2 separate regions of the Homo sapiens genome follow, and region 2 is linked to region 1. The links are chromatin loops, found by intact Hi-C in ENCODE. Cell type or tissue: endothelial cell of umbilical vein. All regions are shown on one strand. Region 1 overlaps CERCAM (cerebral endothelial cell adhesion molecule). Region 2 overlaps ODF2 (outer dense fiber of sperm tails 2).

Region 1 (5,000 bases):
GGTGAGGCCAGGGCGGGAAGAGGCCCCAGCCCCGTAGACCTTGGCTTGCTCTCCCCTTTGATGGCATAACTGTGTCTGGGGCTGTTTTCCCCTTCTCAGCCTTCTCTCTCCCTCTCCATCTCTAGCTTTGCCTTTATGTTTGTTGTTGTTGTTGTTTGTTTGTTTTTTTTAGACGGAGTCTCGCTCTGTCGCCCAGGCTGGAGTGCAGTGGCGTGATTTTGGCTCACTGCAACCTCTGCCTCTCGGGCTCAAGAGATTCTCCTGCCTCAGCCTCCCCAGTAACTGGGATTACAGGCACCCACCACAAGGCCTGGCTAATTTTTCTATTTTTATTTTTATTTATTTATTTATTTTGAGATGGAGTCTTGCTCTTTTGCCCAGGCTGGAGTGCAGTGGCATGATCTCAGCTCACTGCAACCTCTGCCTCCCGCGTCCCGGATTCAAGCGATTCTCCTGTCTCAGCCTCCCGAGTAGTTGGGACTACAGGCGCCCACCACCACGTCCGGCTAAATTTTGTATTTTTAGTAGAGACAGGGTTTCACCATGTTGGCCAGGCTGGTCTTGAACTCCTGACCTGAGGTGATCTGCCCGCCTCAGCTTCCCAATGTGCTGGGATTACAGGCGTGAGCCACCGCGCCTGGCCTTTTGTATTTTTAGTAGAGACAGGGTGTCATCATGTTGGCCAGGCTGGTTTTCAACTCCTGACCTCAAATGATCCAGCCGTCTCGGTCTCCCAAAGTGCTGGGGATTACAGGCGTGAGCCACTGTGCCTGGCCTCTGTGTCTGTCTATAATTGTACCTTCAGCTGTCTCCGCATCCCTCTCTAGCTTTTTCCCTCTCTGTCTGTCTCTGCCCCTGTTTTCCTATATCTGTCAGTGTCTGTCTGTCTCTGATTCTGTCTGACTCTAATTCTCTTTCTCTTCCTGCTCCTCCTGTCCCACCAGGTCCAGGTGATGACTGCAAAGCAGTGTCCAGGAGCAGGCCACTACTGCCCAGAGAGCAGAGGAGGAGGTTGTTGGCAGGGACTGCAGATCCTGTCAGACCTGGCCACCACCTTGGGCATGGCCACTCTGCCCTCTGGACCTGTCTTTCATCGGGAGAAACCACTCAGAGATGGATCCCATTCCCTAAAGGTCTCACAGCAAAGGAGCAGGACTCCCAGGCCCCTGTACCCTGCCTGGCCTGATTCAGGGCCTTGTGGCCCCCAGCTTCTGTTTCAAGCTGGGCAGACCCCAGGATCCCTTCCCTCCCTAAGGACTCAGCTGAGGGGCCCCTCTGCCCCCTTCTACCTCCACCTCAGCACCCTCCCCCAGCTTGATGTTTGGGTCTCCCCAGCACCCTCCTCCCTGGCCGGTGCAAAGTACAGGGAGGTAAAGCAGGACCCTTGCAGACATGTTGCCCAGCACACAGTAGGCCCTCAATAAAAGCCATTTGCACTTTAAATATATATATGTATGTATATATATGTATATATATATATATATATATATGTATGTATGTGTATGTGTATATATATATATATATATATATATATATATGTATGTATGTATGTATGTATATATATATTTTTTGACACAGGGTCTCCCTCTGTTGCCCAGGCTGAAGTGCAATGGCGCAAACCCAGCTCACTGCAGCCTCAACCTCCTGGGCTCAGGCAATCTTCCTGCTTCAGCCTCCCATGTAGCTGGACCACAGGCACATGCCACCATGCCTGGCCACATTTTTTTTTGTAGAGACTGGGTTTTGCATGTTGCCCAGGCTGGTCTCAAACTCCTGGGCTCAAACAATCTATCCACCTCGGCCTCCCACAGTGCTGGGATGAGAGGCGTGAGCCACTGCACCCTGCCACTTTATATATATACATATATATACACGTATATACGTATATATACACGTATATATACATATATACGTGTATATACACGTATATACACATACACGTATATACACGTATATACACATACACGTATATACACGTATATACACATACACGTATATACACGTATATACACATACACGTATATACACGTATATACACACACGTATATACACGTATATACACACACGTATATACACGTATATACACACACGTATATACACGTATATACACACACGTATATACACGTATATACACACACGTATATACACGTATATACACACACGTATATACACGTATATATACGTGTATATATGTACACATACGTGTATATACATGTATATATGTATACATACATATATATACATGTATATATATTTGTTTGTTTTTAAGACAGAGTCTCGCTCTGTCACCCAGGCTGGAGTGCAGTGGTGTGATCTCGGCTCACTGCAGCCTCCGCCTCTTGGGTTGAAGCGATTCTCCTTCCTCAGCCTCCCTAGTAGCTGGGATTACAGGCATGTGCCACCACGCCCAGCTAATTTTTGTATTTTTACTTTATATTTTTTAACTCATGGCTGAGCCTCTGCATCTCAGCTGGCCTGGGAGGAGGCTTCCTGATCTATGGTTGAGCAATTGGAGGGACAGAGAGGGGAGGACAGGTGAGGAGTCAGGCCGATCCAGCATCACCTCTGTGCTGGGTGATCTTGGGTGGGTGCCATCCCTTCCCTGGGCCTTAGTCTACTCTTCGGTCATTGTGGCTGGTTGGGTATAGAGTGGCCTAGCCTGAGCCCGGCTCACAGTGAGTGCTCACCTGTTGGGGCTGATGTGGTCATCCCCGAAGTCATTACCAGCCTCACCTTGCTGGTCAGGGTGGGCCCAGCCAGTCCAAGGGCTGCTGATGTCCCCCGGCCCTTTGGATCATCTCTTGTGCAGCTGAAACCCTGGCTTAGGGGAAGAGGAACCGCCTGGGAGGGGCTGGGGGAGATCCTGGGTTCCCCTCTGGCACTAACCAATGTGGCCACCAGAGGGCGCAAGGTGGCAGAGCCTGGACTTGGCCAGGATGCTCTCTGCTGGGTTGGGGCCAACACCAGGAAGGAAGCATGGGCCATAGGGAAGCTCCCATTGGTGCTGGGGCAACCCGCAGCAGCTCTGCGTCTTCTGCTCTTCTGATGGGAACTGCAGGCCTCTCCCCTGGCCCCAGAGAGTCGGGCTTCTGGGCCCAGCCGCTGTCTGTCATGCCTGCACTCAGGCAGCTGGAGGGGTGGGAGGGGAGATGGCTCCTGGCCTTGGCCATGGCTGCTTTGGCTTCCACCGTTCCTGCTCCTCTTCCATGTGGCCCCCTGACTTGGTTGTGTGAGCACTCCAGTCCTGGCAGAGCCTGACAGGCACTCCCTGAGGTTGGGGTATCCCTTGGCTCTGTCCTGGGGTTGAGGTCCAGGACCTGGCACGGCTGTGAGAAGGACCTTGGGCTGGAGCTGTGGACTCGGTGCTTTATTCGTTCTAAGATGAAAGTCATTCATTCTGGATGGCTATGACCTTGAGCGACTCACTTCTCTCCAGGCTCCAGGTGTCCCCTTCATTCATTTGTTAACCTTTATTAAGCACCTCCCATGGGCCGCAGTCAGGCCCTGGGGATTCAGCAGTGAATGAAACTGACAAAACCCCTGACCTCATTAAACTGACATTCTTTTTTTTCTTTTTTTTTTGTGGCGGAGTCTCACTCTATCACCTTCTGTCACCACACCCGGCCAAAACTGACATCCTAATGAGGGATGCAGACAAAAACAAAGAAAGATCAGAGGGTGTGAATTGCTATAGAGAAAAATGAGAAGCGGAGAGATACAAAGTAAGATCTGAGAAGTTAACACCTGAACAAAGACGCAGGAGTGGGCCAGGCATAGTTGCTCATGCCTGTAATCCTAGCACTTTGGAAGGCCTAAGCAGATGGATCACTGGAGGCCAGGAGTTTGAGACCAGCCTGGCCAACATAGGGAAATCCCATCTCTATTAAAAATACAAAAATTAGTCAGGTGTGCTAGCGGGCGCCTGTAATGCCAGCTACTCGGGAGACTGAAGCAGGAGAATCACTTGAACCTGGGAGGTGGAGGTTGCAGTGAGCTGAGCTTGCACCACTGCACTCCAGCTTGGGCGACAGAGTGAGACTCCATCTCAAAAACAAAAGACTTCGCCAGGCAGGGTGGCTCACACCTGTAATCCCACCATTTTGGGAGGGCGAGGCAGGTGGATCACGAGGTCAGGAGTTCAAGACCAGCCTGGCCAAGAGGGTGAAACCCCGTCTCTACTAAAAATACAAAAATTAGCCAGGTGTGGTGGTGGGCGCCTGTAGTCCCAGCTACGTGGGAGGCTGAGGAAGAGAATTGCTTGAACCTGGGAGGCAGAGGTTGCAGTGAGCCGAGATCAAACCACTGCACTCCAGCCTGGGTGACAGAGTGAGACTCCGTCTCAAAAAAAAAAAAAAAATAGACAAAAAAAAAAAAAAAAAAGACTTTAAGGAGGGGAGGGGCTGAGCCTTGGGGATAGCAAAAGGAAGAGCTTCCAAGCAGAAGGAACAGCATATGCAAAGGTCCTGAGGCAGAAGCAGGACTGACAGTGCAGAAGAGAGGAGGACCAGTGTCTAGAGTTGATAGAGCCAAGGCTGGGGCCAGAGCAGGGATGGCCATGAAGGCCATTTTGGCTTTTACTCTGAGATGGAGCCCCCAGAGAGATGGAGGCAAAGAAGTAACCATCTAACTTACATTTTTACATGATCACCCTGGCAGAGATGTGGCATGATCTCATGTAGTGTTATAAGATCACACCGGCTACTGTGCTGAGAATAAACTGTAGGCAGGTCCATGGAAGAAACAGTGAGACCAGTTAGGAACCCACTGTAATAATTCAAGCATGGCTGGGCGTGGTGGCTTATGCGTATAATCCTAGCACTTTGGGAGGCTGAGACGGGTGGATCACCTGAGGTCAGGAGTTCGAGACCAGCCTGGCCAACATGGTGAAACCTCATCTCTACTAAAAATACAAAAAAGTCGGGCGTGGTGGTGGGTGCCTGTAATCCCAGCTACTCAGGAGGCTGAGGCAGGAGAATTGCTTGAACCCGGGAGGTGGAGGC
Region 2 (5,000 bases), 56 kb after region 1:
GTGTCTTGGTTTTATCCCCATTTTCTTTTTTTTTTTTTTTTTTGAGACGGAGTCTTGCTCTGTCGCCCAGGCTGGAGTGCAGGGGCACGATCTCACCTTACTGCAAGCTCCGCTTTCGGGTTCATGCCATCCTCCTGCCTCAGCCTCCCGAGTAGCTGGGACTACAGGCGCCCGCCACCACGCCCGGCTAATTTTTTGTACCTTTAGTAGAGACAGGATTTCACTGTGTTAGCCAGGATGGTCTTGATCTCCTAACCTTGTGATCCGCCCACCTCGGCCTCCCAAAGTGCTGGGATTATAGGCGTGAGCCACCGCGCCCGGCCTGGTTTTATCCCCATTTTCTTTAATGATTATATATTGCTTTTGGATTAAGAAAAAACAGAAGTCATTTATTTGCATCTCTATTCACTTGAGGTGGTAACATTAGGAGTCTTACCTGCTTCTCGGTGCTTCTCTCAGGGAAAGTGCTCTGTGGGTTAGAGTAGGGGGCCTTTCCTTTTCTGGTTCTTTGGATAGAGTTGAGGGTAGGAGGTCCACCTGAAGCAGAACCTTCCTGTGGGTTACTCATGAGCCATCCCTTCCAGGCCAGCTTTGCTCCAATGGAGGACAAACTCAACCAGGCACACCTCGAGGTCCAGCAGCTGAAGGCCTCAGTGAAGAACTATGAGGGGATGATTGACAACTATAAGAGTCAGGTAGGCCTCACTGGGGCCCTGGCCCTTCTGAGCAGTGCCCTCCCTGCCCCCATCAGACTGGGGGCTCCCTACCAGGCCACTCCCAGGGAGGGTTGGGTATGGAAGATGGTTTTCATCAAAACGTGGCTCTACCTAAGATGAACCACAGTGTTGTTGGTCCCTAGGTGATGAAGACCAGATTGGAGGCTGATGAAGTAGCTGCCCAGCTAGAACGCTGTGACAAAGAGAACAAGATCCTTAAAGATGAGATGAACAAAGAGATTGAGGCGGTACTGCTTTCCTTCCTTGTTTTCTTCTCCTACCCAATTCCATATCTAACTCAATGACTGTGAGTCTGTTCCCCTTGTTTGCCTTTGACCCTACCTGATTTGGGCAACAAAGGTGAGCTCATTTTCTCATTGGTGGGCTCATCCACTCTACCCTGTGCCTCTCTCTCCTTTGTCTCTTTCTTGTTTCCTCTCTTCTCTCTCTCATGCTGCTGCTTTGTCTTTTTTTTTTTTTTCTCTTGGTTTTCTTCTACCTCCTTTTCAATTTTCTTAAAATAACAACAACAAAAAAACTCTCCTGGCTGGGCACGGTCTCTCACACCTGTAATCCCAGCACTTTGGGAGACTGAGGCAGGCAGGTCAACTGAGGTTGGGAGTTCAAGACCAGCCTGACCAACATGGTGAAACCCCTGTCTCTACTAAAAATACAAAATTAGCCGGGTCTGGTGGCGCATGCCTGTAATCCCAGCTACTCGGAAGGCTGAGGCAGGAGAATCGCTTGAACCCAGGAGGTGGAGGTAGCAGTGAGCCGTCATTGTGCCACTACGCTCTAGCCTGGGCAACAAGAGTAAATACTCTGTCTCAAAACAAACAAACAAACAAACAAAAAACCTCATGCTTGGAGCATCCAAGTAGACAGAAATCTACAGTTATGCCAGGTCTTTGGCATGCCTATTTCATTCTATATGGTGTCCTTATTTTGTACCAGCCAGAAAATATGTCTCCCATCCTCTTCCCAAAGAGCCTTATTCTTCTACAGATGGTTTGGCTGATTAGAGCAGCGGGATTATCTTAATGGTTACCTTGGAGATGGGCTGAGTCCAGGCTCAGCCACTAATTTGTTTCATAACCTTGGGCAAGTCAAGCCCCTCTCTGGTCCTCAGTCTCCGTGTTAAGTACAAGGATGGACTTAGACCAGATATTTCTCCCTTTCCCTCTGACCTGTAGCATTGTGACTGCTTTCCTAGGGGCTTTAGAGTTAGACTTTTAAAATTTATTTTATTTTTTTTGAGACAGAGTCTTGCTGTGTCACCCAGGCTGGAGTGCAGTGGTGTGATCTCAGCTCACTGCAACCTCCACCTCCCGGGTTCAAGTGATTCTCCTGCCTCAGCGTCCCAAGTAGCTGGGACTACAGGCGTGTGCCACCATTCCCAGCTAATTTTTGTATTTTTAGTAGAGACAGGGTTTCACCTTGTTGGCCAGGGTGGTGTCGAACTCCTGACCTCAAATAATCTGCGCCCCTTGGCTTTCCAGAGTGCTAGATTACAGGTGTGAGCCACTGCACCTGGCTTGGAGTTAGACTAGACTTTAATCCTGTGTTTACCAGTTTTTAGCTGAATGACCTTGGGCAAATGACTTAGCTCTCTTGATGCTTACTATACTTGTATGGGGACAGCATCACCTATTTTACAGGTTGTCTGAATTAAATGAGCAAGTGTGCAGAGAGCCCCTGGTACAATGCCTGGGTCTTGGTGTTTACTGTGTGGTTGCCATTGTTACGGGATAACTAAATGAATGGCAAGCCACCTGCTCAATGGCCAGCGGGGAGTGTAGGCCACACTTCTGCTGTGGATTTTGCAGGATCCTCCACTGGGGACTGTGTCAGCCCTGCCCTAACTCTAAAGGACTCTGCCTGGCTCCACTAGGAGCCAGGTCTTTCCTAACTGTGGGTCTTTCCTTCCTGTGGGTCTTTCCTTCCTGTTTCAGGCACGAAGGCAGTTCCAGTCTCAGCTGGCTGACCTGCAGCAGCTCCCTGACATCCTGAAGATCACGGAGGCGAAGCTGGCTGAGTGCCAAGACCAACTGCAGGGCTATGAGCGGAAGAACATCGACCTCACAGCCATCATATCAGACCTGCGCAGCCGGGTAAGGGACTGGCAGAAAGGGTCCCACGAACTGACCCGAGCAGGGGCCCGCATACCAAGATGAGCTGCACGCCCCCCAAGGGAGGACTACTTCCTTTTTCTTGGCTGCTGCTTTTTAAAAGGAGTGAGCTATCATCAGTGCTGTGAAATAAAAGTCTGGTGTGCCAAATGCCATGTGTTTGCACAAAGTGATTGTAGTTATAGGAGCCGTCACTTGCGTGGAGTCACTGGGCCCTCCTGCTGTTGCCCCCACCCAAGACTGCTGCCTCTGCCTGTGTGCTCCGCAGCTGTCCTCAGCTCCACACCCACAGCTGGGAGATGCCAGCAGACACCGAGCCGTAGAATTTCTTTTTTTCTCTTGCTTTAGCTGCTTCTCCTGACTCTTTAACAGATGCACTGCCTGAGATTCTGTCCTGAAAGAAGCAAGCATCCCTTTCTCCCAGAAGCAGTCTGTCTCTGGGTTACTGGAACCATGCCTACGGCCTGCAGTGTCCAAGAAATTATATACCACTCATTTGCAGCGTGACCTTGGGCAAGGCCCCTTTCCCACTCTTGACGTGTGTACTTGTGATAATTAGAAAAGGGGCTACCATTTTTTGAGCACCTCTTCTGTGTTCCTGCATTCTCTCATTTAATTCCATCAGGAACTCTGTGAGGTGCATGTGTTATTTTCCCCATTTTACAGAAAGCAGCCCAAGGCATAGAGAGGAGAAGTAATTCCCCACCATCACAGAGCTAGTACCTAGTAAGCAGGGATTGGAACCCAGCCAGCTCTGTCTGGTTCCCAAGCCCACATTCTCAGTACTGTAACCTTACATTGCCTGCCTTCTCCGTTGAACCTGAGCATTCTCAGGGACTTTGAGCCTTGATAGCTGAGGCTTCTGCATAAAACAGCCCTCTGGGTAAATTCTCAAACTTGCCAACTCAAAAGGATTGACAGATTTCCTGTTGTCTTGCCTGCACTTGTCCCCAGTTAAGAGGAGGTTGAGATCAATAGTACCAGCAACATAACAGGTAAAGCTCTGTGGTTGGTTTGTATGGGCCAGTTAGCCCTGCCAGCTGTTTCTGCCTTCTCATGTCTGTCCTGGATCCTAGCTGGGTCTCTCTGAGTGGCCTCCCCTGATCGAGAAAGCATCTTTGTCATTCTTTAGCATCAAACCTGGTTTCTCCCAGTGTGGGGAGAGCCTTTTGTCTTTGGAGTTGGGCCTAACCTGTCCCTGCTGTCCTTTCTCCTCTAGGTTGTGCGTTGAGACTTGGACACCTGCTGAGGGCACTGTGCCCCTTTCCTGGGTGTGGACAACAGGTCATAGGGAAAGGGGAGGGCTCTAGCGGGAAATTCCTTTGTAAACCAGTCTGTGTTCCTGTCATTTTAGATCGAACACCAGGGGGACAAGCTGGAGATGGCGAGAGAGAAACATCAGGCTTCCCAGAAGGAAAATAAACAGCTGAGTCTGAAGGTGGATGAACTGGAGAGGTTAGAGGCACTTGGTCCCATCTCTGTCCTCTTCCTAGGACCTGAGACTTTCAGCCACTTAGCTGTTTTTTGCTTAGTGTGCGGAAGTGTTGAGGGACTCGAGGCCCTGGAAGGTACTAGGCAGACCTCAGAGGAAAAGCTGCTTCCATTTCAGTGGTAAGCATTGTGGGAGAGAGCAAGGGGGCCTCTCAGCCTGGGGAGACACTCCATGACAGCATGATCAGGATCTGCCCACCTGTAGGCACCACCTGTCCCAAAAGGCATGCCTGGTCCAGGCCTGCCAGGAGGGCCCAGTTTGAATGGAGCAGCCAGTATACTGTGGTGGGGGCACTTCCCCACTCTTTTCTGCCCTTTCTTGCCAGTCACCCTTCCCAAGACCTTTCTGATCTGACCGTTCTCTGTTATTTACGGATTGTTGGAGGCAGTCAGAGGTGAAGGGTACGGCTTTGGGAATCAGAAGCCCTGGCCTTGGGGCCCAGCTCTGCCACTTACCAGCATTGTGATCTTGAGCAAATCATTTAATTCCTTTGAAGCTCAATTTCCTCCTTTTGAGGAAAGGGTCAAGGTAGAGTTTATCTATCTATCTATCTATCTATCTATCATCTATCTATCATGTCACTCTGTCACCCAGGCTGGAGTGCAGTGGTGCAATCTCAGCTCACTGCAACCTCGACCTCCTGGGCTCAAGCAATTCTCCTGC

Evidence for each region. A loop is a pair of places that touch in the nucleus more often than their neighbours do. Peaks named below come from ENCODE experiments on the same cell type or tissue, not always from the same donor. Only the 100,000 strongest peaks of a DNase experiment are listed, where the experiment ranks them.
Region 2: it touches region 1 in a loop (5-fold over the local background); 8 of 110 quality-filtered maps call a loop at or near these places.

What each region holds. Positions count from the first base shown.
Region 1 is chr9:128,435,905-128,440,904 of GRCh38, forward strand. It overlaps CERCAM (cerebral endothelial cell adhesion molecule), which reads left to right. Exons shown (of 13, transcript NM_016174.5): 12 at 1; 13 at 945-1,443. The coding sequence ends at 1. Among named protein-coding and RNA genes, the nearest start is that of CERCAM, 18 kb to the left of the region's middle. RefSeq lists a silencer at 2,714-2,887. In endothelial cell of umbilical vein, a CTCF peak has its summit at 2,893 (motif pointing right); a DNase peak (open chromatin) is centred at 2,937.
Region 2 is chr9:128,491,842-128,496,841 of GRCh38, forward strand. ODF2 (outer dense fiber of sperm tails 2) reads left to right here. Exons shown (of 21, transcript NM_001351578.2): 15 at 585-695; 16 at 860-964; 17 at 2,669-2,827; 18 at 4,200-4,300. Among named protein-coding and RNA genes, the nearest start is that of GLE1, 10 kb to the right of the region's middle. RefSeq lists enhancers at 2,945-3,445, 3,989-4,283. In endothelial cell of umbilical vein, a CTCF peak has its summit at 4,195; a DNase peak (open chromatin) is centred at 2,750; H3K27ac peaks cover 2,293 bases.